Linked DNA regions of Homo sapiens: region 2 is linked to region 1. Evidence: chromatin contacts called from ENCODE Hi-C or POLR2A ChIA-PET data. All regions are on one chromosome and are shown on one strand. The core of a region is the stretch at or near the end of the contact, and the rest is flanking DNA. Distances in the headings are between cores, read along the strand shown.

Region 1 (3,965 bases), core at 1-2,500:
AGATGGAATAAATGATTTGGGAAAGGGAAAGTCAGTATTGTTTTAGCCACATTGAGTCTAGTAGCTTTTACAATAGAAACGCCAGCATGAAGTATCAGGAATACTTCAAATACATGACTAGGAACATTTTGTTTAGGGATAAATTCATATGTACTAGAAACTATTTGCTTTTTTAAAAGCAAGGGAATTAATAACACAAAATTCCGGATAGTGGTCACCTCAGGGGGGAACGAAGGGAGGGAAGAGACACAGTAGACTTCTAAGGGACTGGCAATGTCCTATTTCTTAAGCTTGTAGTGGATGCGAACCTTTATTATTCTTTAAGCTGTATATATACATTATACATTATTTCGCATGGAGGAGATATCATAAAAAAATATTAAAGGTTAGTTTCAGGCAGGCAAAGTCATAAACGGTTTTTTAAAAGATGCAAGGAACTGACAGTGCAGGAAAGCATATCAGTAAGAATTTTAAATGCACTGCACTATTCCAGAGTGATGATTCTACTTGCAGAGTGAATCTAAAATTAATTTAAGCCCGTCAATAGTTAGGAGGCTCAGGCCATTTAGGCTCAAGCGGCCATTTACCTCAGGACAAGTAAGGGGAACTGAGCCCAGCAATGCCTTCCACCTCCCCTCCCCCCACCCCATAAATCGAACCGCTTTGGTGCTGTCCTTCCACATTTAGAAACAAAGTACCGCTCCCTTACTTTAAGATTCGAAAGCGCTACATGGTTTCGGGGCCCAAGCAAGTAGTCTTTAACACACAGACGTTGCAAATAAATGCGCCCGCCCCGAGCCTTTCTCAGGTGGAGGTGGAGGTAGGGGAGAACGGCGAGGGGCTGGCCCGAGGTACCTACATCTCCGGCGCCGGGAATTTGTCAGCCTCAAACCCTTTTGCCCAGCTGGGTCCGGGTGAAACGACGAAGCCGCAGCACCCGGCCAGCTCCCGGGGCCCGTGCCGGGAGGGCATTCCCACAGCAGCCGGCCCCGGTGGCAGCCCTTCCTGAACTTCGCTCTGCAGGCCTGTTCAGCCCGTCTCCCCTCCTCCCGTCTCCTTTGTCGTGTTCCCGCTCCCACGAAACCGCATCCTGAGAACGTGCAATACCCAAACCAGAAAGCAATGGAAGCCATTTTCAAAAGAAAAGGTAGAACAAAGCTCCCCTTGCCGCCTGCTCTTCAGACAAGTCCTTACCTCTTCATGTTTCCACAGGCCCCTACCTCCAACTTGGGTAAATAGGCCGCGGACCTCAAGTCCCAGAACTCCGCGCGGCGGACTTCTAAGGGTATTGTGATGGAGCATGGGGCTCTGGGAATTGTAGTAGCACAGAGCTATGGCAACAGAAAGAGAAAGTAGATCTCAAGTGACAGGTATGCTGAACATTGTCCAAATATTTATTTTGAATTTCTCATTTAGGTTCAAAAGAAGACCCAAAATATCCAGCTCATAAAACGAGTCACCTTTGACTTCTTGATTCTCTCATCCATTACCACTAATTCCTGGCTCTTCTGTAATTTCCTTTGAACTTATCAACACTGCTTTTCTTTCAAGGATTTATCCAGCCTACCTACCGTTTCCAGTCGAGCCTCTGCTTCATCCTTCACGATGTAGCCAGAGTCATCAGACACGAGTCTGACTATATCACCTGTACTAATGGTTCTCCTCTATCTGTAACAGAGACTTGAGAGTTTTCTCCACTCAGAATCAGAAGTCTGTGTATGTTCAGGCCCACATATGTTTTATTGATAATTATGGTGAATCAAGAAAGAGGTATAGTATAGTGGTTAAAAGCATAGGCTCTTAGTTTCCAGAAATGGAAATGCAAATGTCTTTAAGTGTATGAAAAGATGTCCAATCTCACAAATTTTAAAGTACACTGACTACCAGTACTCCTTAAAACTAGCAAGGTCATCAAAAACACAAGAATCTGTCACAGCCAAAAGGAACCAAAGGAGTCATGATGACTAAAGTAATGCAGTATCTTGGATGGGATCCTGGAAAAGAAAAAAAGACATGAGGTAAAAACTAAGGAAATGTGAACAAACTATGCTCTTTAGCTAATAACAAGGTTCGTTAGCTGTGACAAATGTATCAGAGTTATGCAAGGGAAACTGAGTTGTACGTATGTGGAACTTTGTACTATGCAACCTTTCTGTATCTAAAACTGTTCTAGAACTTAAAGTTTATTTTTAAAAGTACATTAAACTACCATTTTTCACCTAACAGATTGGGAAAGATCCAAAAGTTTGATAACACACTTGTTTTATTGAGATTGTGGGGAAACGGGCGCTCTCAATACACTAGTGGTAGGAATATAAATTGGTACAACATCTATTGGGGGCAAATGAGGATACTACTAAAATCATAAATGTACATTCCCTTTAAAGCAGCAATTCAGTTATGAATAGAATCCTCAATACTATATATCCTCTAACCTACTATCATTCCTTGCAACATTGTTTATGAAAACAGAAATGAAAATATCCAAGAACATACTATGAAAATGTATCATTCAATGAAAAACTATGCAGCAGTTACCAAGATGACAAAGTTCTCTATGAACTGCTACTAAACAATCTCCAAAATATAGTTAGTGCAATAGCAAGGTGCAGAACGATATGTATACTATGCTTCTATTTGCATAAAAAGGGGAGCTCTAGTCACTTAAAAACATATATATGTGTGTTTGCTTGTATATGCACAAAATATGTTTGGGAGAACTTACAGACAAATGATGAGTGAATGCCTCCAGGTAGGGGAACTGGATGGCTGAGGGACAAGGGCAGAAAAAATTCTTCACGTATCTTTTTGTGCCCTTTGAATTTTGAACCCATGACTACATTACCTAGTCAATACTTTTTTAATTAAAGAGAAACCCTCTTACATCTCAAGAAGCCAAAGAAGAAAAGATTGTAGGTAATGGTGGGGGGCGGGGCACACTACTTGGATTTGAATCTCACTTCTCAGTTGACAGTATAGCACGACAGGGTTTTAGAGGCAATCTGGACTTGAATTTTTGCTCTGGTAAGTTACTAGACCATGTGGGTTTCAGTAAGTTTCTTAACTGGTCTAGGCCAGTTTTCTCATCTGTAAAATGAGGATACCTCCTAAGTATAGGGTGACTGTCAAGCACATACAAAGGTATGGTTTTAAAGTTATTCCATGATTGAGTGGTAATCTATGAGTAAATAGTCAAATGTTAATCAGTAGATTTAGACTTATCCAAACTGCTTTGTATTTCCATGCTCAAGTTAGAGCAAAGGACCAAAAAGCAGCTACTGAAAAACATTGTAGAATTTCCTGTCCTGAGAACTTCTATCAGATTGAAAATGTCATGGTGAGCTACCTAAGACCTGTCACATGCAAATAACTGTGCTCTTGAATCATAAAGGTGAATGACTGCAGGCATAGCATGTACCACTTTGTAGCTTTGGCACAGAACGTGAACTGAATATAAGTATAAACAAAACGGGGGGTCACATCATTGCCTGCACCAGGTAAATCCTATATGGTGGTAGAGCTGAATTTTGTGGCTCAACCAATCTGTCCCAATTGACATATTGACAAGGAAATGGAAAAATACACCAAGGTTGCTAGTGTGCTTATCCCCTGGGACGGTGGCAAAGGATGGAACAAATATTACACCAACCATCACACCAAACTTGTGTACAACTTCTAATAAAACATATAGCCTATTGATACTGAAATGATACACACTACATTGCAAATCCACTAGGTGGGATGAGTGGAGAACGAATAGCTAAGATACATATTCACATAGCTGTGGAATTGCAACTGGAAAGCAAGGTCATAAGAAGTACTCTACATACCTGTGTATAACTGTAACCAGCGCAAGTGATAGGTACAAACAGACAAACATTCAGAAAATTACACTAAAAAGAAAACCAGGCCATTTCTAATTCTGCCAAACTTGTTAACTGTGTAATAATAGTTATTCTGTTTCC
Region 2 (3,965 bases), core at 919-3,418, 37 kb after region 1:
TCAACAGAAATTCTAGTTCCTGCTGCTGTGACAGGATAAAATCCAATTCTTGTTCCAATCTGAATAAAATAAGTTAATAAAAAGGCTGATGAAAGGAATTTGGAGTGACAAAAAGAAAAGAGTTAACAAACTACAGAAGGAAAAAAAAAACACTGAATAAAAAGATAGGTCTTTAATCTTTCAACCAAGGAAATCTAAGGTTCTACCTTTTCTGATCCAGTTTCACTTTGTTCACTTCTCCATGTAAAATACGAATCTATAAAGAGAAATATGAATACAACAATATAAGTATTTGAATTTATATAACAATTTTAGAGCAATATTAATTTTCTCAAATACACTTCAAATATGAAAGATTTCCTTTTATTCAGGGTACTTATTGCCTAAGGAATATACTTTGAGCTGCTCACCAATATTGGAATAGAAAATTAACCACAGGGCTGGGTATGGTGGCTCATGCCTATAATCCCAGCACTTTGGGAGGCTGAGGCAGGAGGATCACTTGAGCCTAGGAGTTTGAGACCAGACTGGACAACGCAGTGGGACCCTATCCCTACTGAAAAAACACACACACAGTTAGCTGGGGGTGCTGGTGTGCCCCTGTGGTCCCAGCTACTTAGGAGGCTGAGGTGGGAGAATTGCTTGAGCCAGGGAGATCGAGGCTGCAGTGAGCTGTAATTGCACCACTGTGCTCCAGCCTAGGTGATAGAGCAAGACCCTGTCTCAAAAAACAAAAACATAAACAAAACAACAACAACAAAGAAAACCACAAAACACAGGTCTATTTTCTTGTGTTCATCTGCAAATACTTGCACAATGTAGGTAGATTAATGAAAATATTTTCTTACCATCTCACCATTCTCAATCAATGTATGGTCCCAAGCATTGACCTGAGTGGCCTGGAGAAGAAAGTACTTCTCTTGATCTTCCAGCTCAAGGTTCCACTCATTTATAAGACCCTCCAGATGACCATATGTCATCACAGGAGTTGCTACTACACTAAAACATAAAAAGATGCAGGATGATCCAATAATCATACTTTAAAAAGTGTGATCAGATTTTAAAAACGAACACAGGAGGACTCTGAGAAGAAAACAGCATGTAAGGAATTTCCCATACCTGCTTCCCAAGAAAACAAACATAACTGGTAAAGATGATTAAAAAAAACAACCCCTCAAAGTCACTTGAAATTATCCTAGGTGAATATAGTAAATAAAGATTTATTAAGAAACCTACTAAATCACAGCAAGAATAGCTAAAGTCTGTGCCATAATCTGCTCCTTCTCTTCCCCTCATCCCAGCTCAGCATGAGAGAAGCTCCTTTCTGGGTAGGCATAGCTAAGGAGATAGGATTCTCTCTCCCCCAGCTCTTAGTCAAAGTGACCCATTCCCTGTTTGAGTAGTATCCACAAGAGAGTGGGCATTCCTCACTGGGTAGAACCATGCAGAACTCTGATTCCCCTGCCAAGTGGTATCAAAAAAGGCTCAGCAACTAGCTGATCTTTTGGCCAGCAGAGCCAGTCAATGGTGATTCCTCTGCTGGGGTAGTGTCAGCACGGCTCAGTGGGAAGGTAATCATCAATTCCCTAAGTGGAAGACACAGGCACGATTCCAATTCCTCCACCAGGGTTCTTTCTGTGGGATCCAATGACAAGTTGAACCTAAATCCCTACCCAGTAGCAACAGGGCTCAATGAGGCAGAATGAGGCAGGGTTAGTCACCATTAGGCTTCACCTCTTGCCTCTGGTGTCAGAGAGACCCAGTGGGGAGCTGAATCTCTATACCCACCCAGCATCATTACAACTGAACAAGGTGATTCAAGTTAGGGCTTGTAGGGATCCCACTTCCTGCCATCCATGGGGTCAGCAATGCTCAATGAGAAGCTTGACCTCCACATCCACTGGCAAAGCCAAGACTAAATGAGGTAGGGCAAAGAGCGCCTAGTCAGTACTTTGTCCCGCTTCTCCCATGAGCCTGTGTCAGCTGGGCCCAGTAGAGAGCTAAGCCTTCATACCAACCAAGGAGGCTGAATGAAGTGATATGAAACAAAGTAGTTGACATTATGCTTCTTCTTCCCTCCCCTTGTGTCAGTGGGGCCAACAGGAAGCTGAAATTCTGCCTCCATGTGCAGCAACTAAGCAGTGTGAGTCAGTCCTCCACTTCCCCCTGATCTGGGGGCTCCAGGGCCCAGCTGGGAGCTGAGCTTACATCTCCACTTACTGTCAATAAAGTGGTAGCATGCAATGTTCACCTTTCATGAGGGATGAGTCAGTGGGGCTAAGCGGGAAGCAGTTTCCATACCACCCATCTGCCTTGAGGCAGCGTGGTAAGTGCTCCACTTTTGCTGGAGTGGTGTGGGTAAGGTCCAGTGGGAAGCTGAACATACAAACACACCCACCCCTTGTACTACATGTCAAAAAAGAGATGCTTGATGAAAAAAAAATATGAAAATAGGACCTAGACTTTCCTAACATAATAGACAAAATGTCCAAGATAAAATTTTAAAAATTACCTATCATAGGGGAGGAGCCAAGATGGCCAAATAGGAACAGCTCCGGTCTACAGCTCCCAGCGTGAGCGACACAGAAGACGGGTGATTTCTGCATTTCCATCTGAGGTACCGGGTTCATCTCACTAGGGAGTGCCAGACAGTGGGCGCAGGCCAGTGGGTGCGCGCACCGTGCGCAAGCCAAAGCAGGGCGAGGCATTCCCTCACCTGGGAAGCGCAAGGGGTCAGGGAGTTCCCTTTCCGAGTCAAAGAAAGGGGTGACGGACGCACCTGGAAAATCGGGTCACTCCCACCCGAATATTGCGCTTTTCAGACCGGCTTAAAAAACGGCGCACGACGAGACTATATCCCACACCTGGCTCGGAGGGTCCTACGCCCACGGCATCTCGCTGATTGCTAGCACAGCAGTCTGAGATCAAACTGCAAGGCGGCAGCCAGGCTGGGGGAGGGGCGCCCGCCATTGCCCAGGCTTGATTAGGTAAACAAAGCAGCCGGGAAGCTCCAACTGGGTGGAGCCCACCACAGCTCAAGGAGGCCTGCCTGCCTCTGTAGGCTCCACCTCTGGGGGCAGGGCACAGACAAACAAAAAGACAGCAGTAACCTCTGCAGACTTAAATGTCCCTGTCTGACAGCTTTGAAGAGAGCAGTGGTTCTCCCAGCACGCAGCTGGAGATCTGAGAACAGGCAGACTGCCTCCTCAAGTGGGTCCCTGACCCCTGATCCCCGAGCAGCCTAACTGGGAGGCACCCCCCAGCAGGGGCACACTGACACCTCACACGGCAGGGTATTCCAACAGACCTGCAGCTGAGGGTCCTGTCTGTTAGAAGGAAAACTAACAAACAGAAAGGACATCCACACCAAAAACCCATCTGTACATCACCATCATCAAAGACCAAAAGTAGATAAAACCACAAAGATGGGGAAAAAACAGAACAGAAAAACTGGAAACTCTAAAACGCAGAGCGCCTCTCCTCCTCCAAAGGAACGCAGTTCCTCACCAGCAACGGAACAAAGCTGGATGGAGAATGATTTTGACGAGCTGAGAGGAAGGCTTCAGACGATCAAATTACTCTGAGCTACGGGAGGACATTCAAACCAAAGGCAAAGAAGTTGAAAACTTTGAAAAAAATTTAGAAGAATGTATAACTAGAATAACCAATACAGAGAAGTGCTTAAAGGAGCTGATGGAGCTGAAAACCAAGGCTCGAGAACTACGTGAAGAATGCAGAAGCCTCAGGAGCCGATGCGATCAACTGGAAGAAAGGGTATCAGCAATGGAAGATGAAATGAATGAAATGAAGCGAGAAGGGAAGTTTAGAGAAAAAAGAATAAAAAGAAATGAGCAAAGCCTCCAAGAAATGTGGGACGATGTGAAAAGACCAAATCTACGTCTGATTGGTGTACCTGAAAGTGATGGGGAGAATGCAACCAAGTTGGAAAACACTCTGCAGGATAT

What was found. Hi-C counts contacts between places; a loop is a spot of excess contacts on that map. ChIA-PET counts read pairs that join two places held with the same protein, here RNA polymerase II (POLR2A). Pooled maps may share reads with other maps.
Region 2: a map of naive thymus-derived CD4-positive, alpha-beta T cell shows a loop between it and region 1 (4-fold over the local background). The contact joins the enhancer-like site here to the promoter of RBM41 in region 1. A Hi-C loop is called at or near these places in 4 of 168 maps with a recorded cell type or tissue (CD4-positive, alpha-beta T cell, PC-3, naive thymus-derived CD4-positive, alpha-beta T cell and 1 more) and 7 of 50 pooled maps. POLR2A ChIA-PET finds 5 or more read pairs at or near these places in 5 of 52 experiments (HEK293, HEK293T, MCF 10A and 2 more).

What each region holds. Positions count from the first base shown.
Region 1 is chrX:107,117,572-107,121,536 of GRCh38, forward strand. RBM41 (RNA binding motif protein 41) reads right to left here and starts at 1,251. Exons shown (of 8, transcript NM_001324242.2): 1 at 1,195-1,251. The coding sequence starts at 1,202. RefSeq lists enhancers at 555-634, 1,015-1,204.
Region 2 is chrX:107,153,248-107,157,212 of GRCh38, forward strand. NUP62CL (nucleoporin 62 C-terminal like) reads right to left here. Exons shown (of 9, transcript NM_017681.3): 5 at 849-999; 6 at 207-256; 7 at 1-59. Among named protein-coding and RNA genes, the nearest start is that of RBM41, 36 kb to the left of the region's middle. RefSeq lists a silencer at 2,824-2,984. Within about 2 kb of position 2,169, at least 3 of the 41 ENCODE cell types and tissues checked have a DNase peak (open chromatin) inside an H3K27ac peak, as active enhancers do; they include PC-3, where a contact is called at or near this core.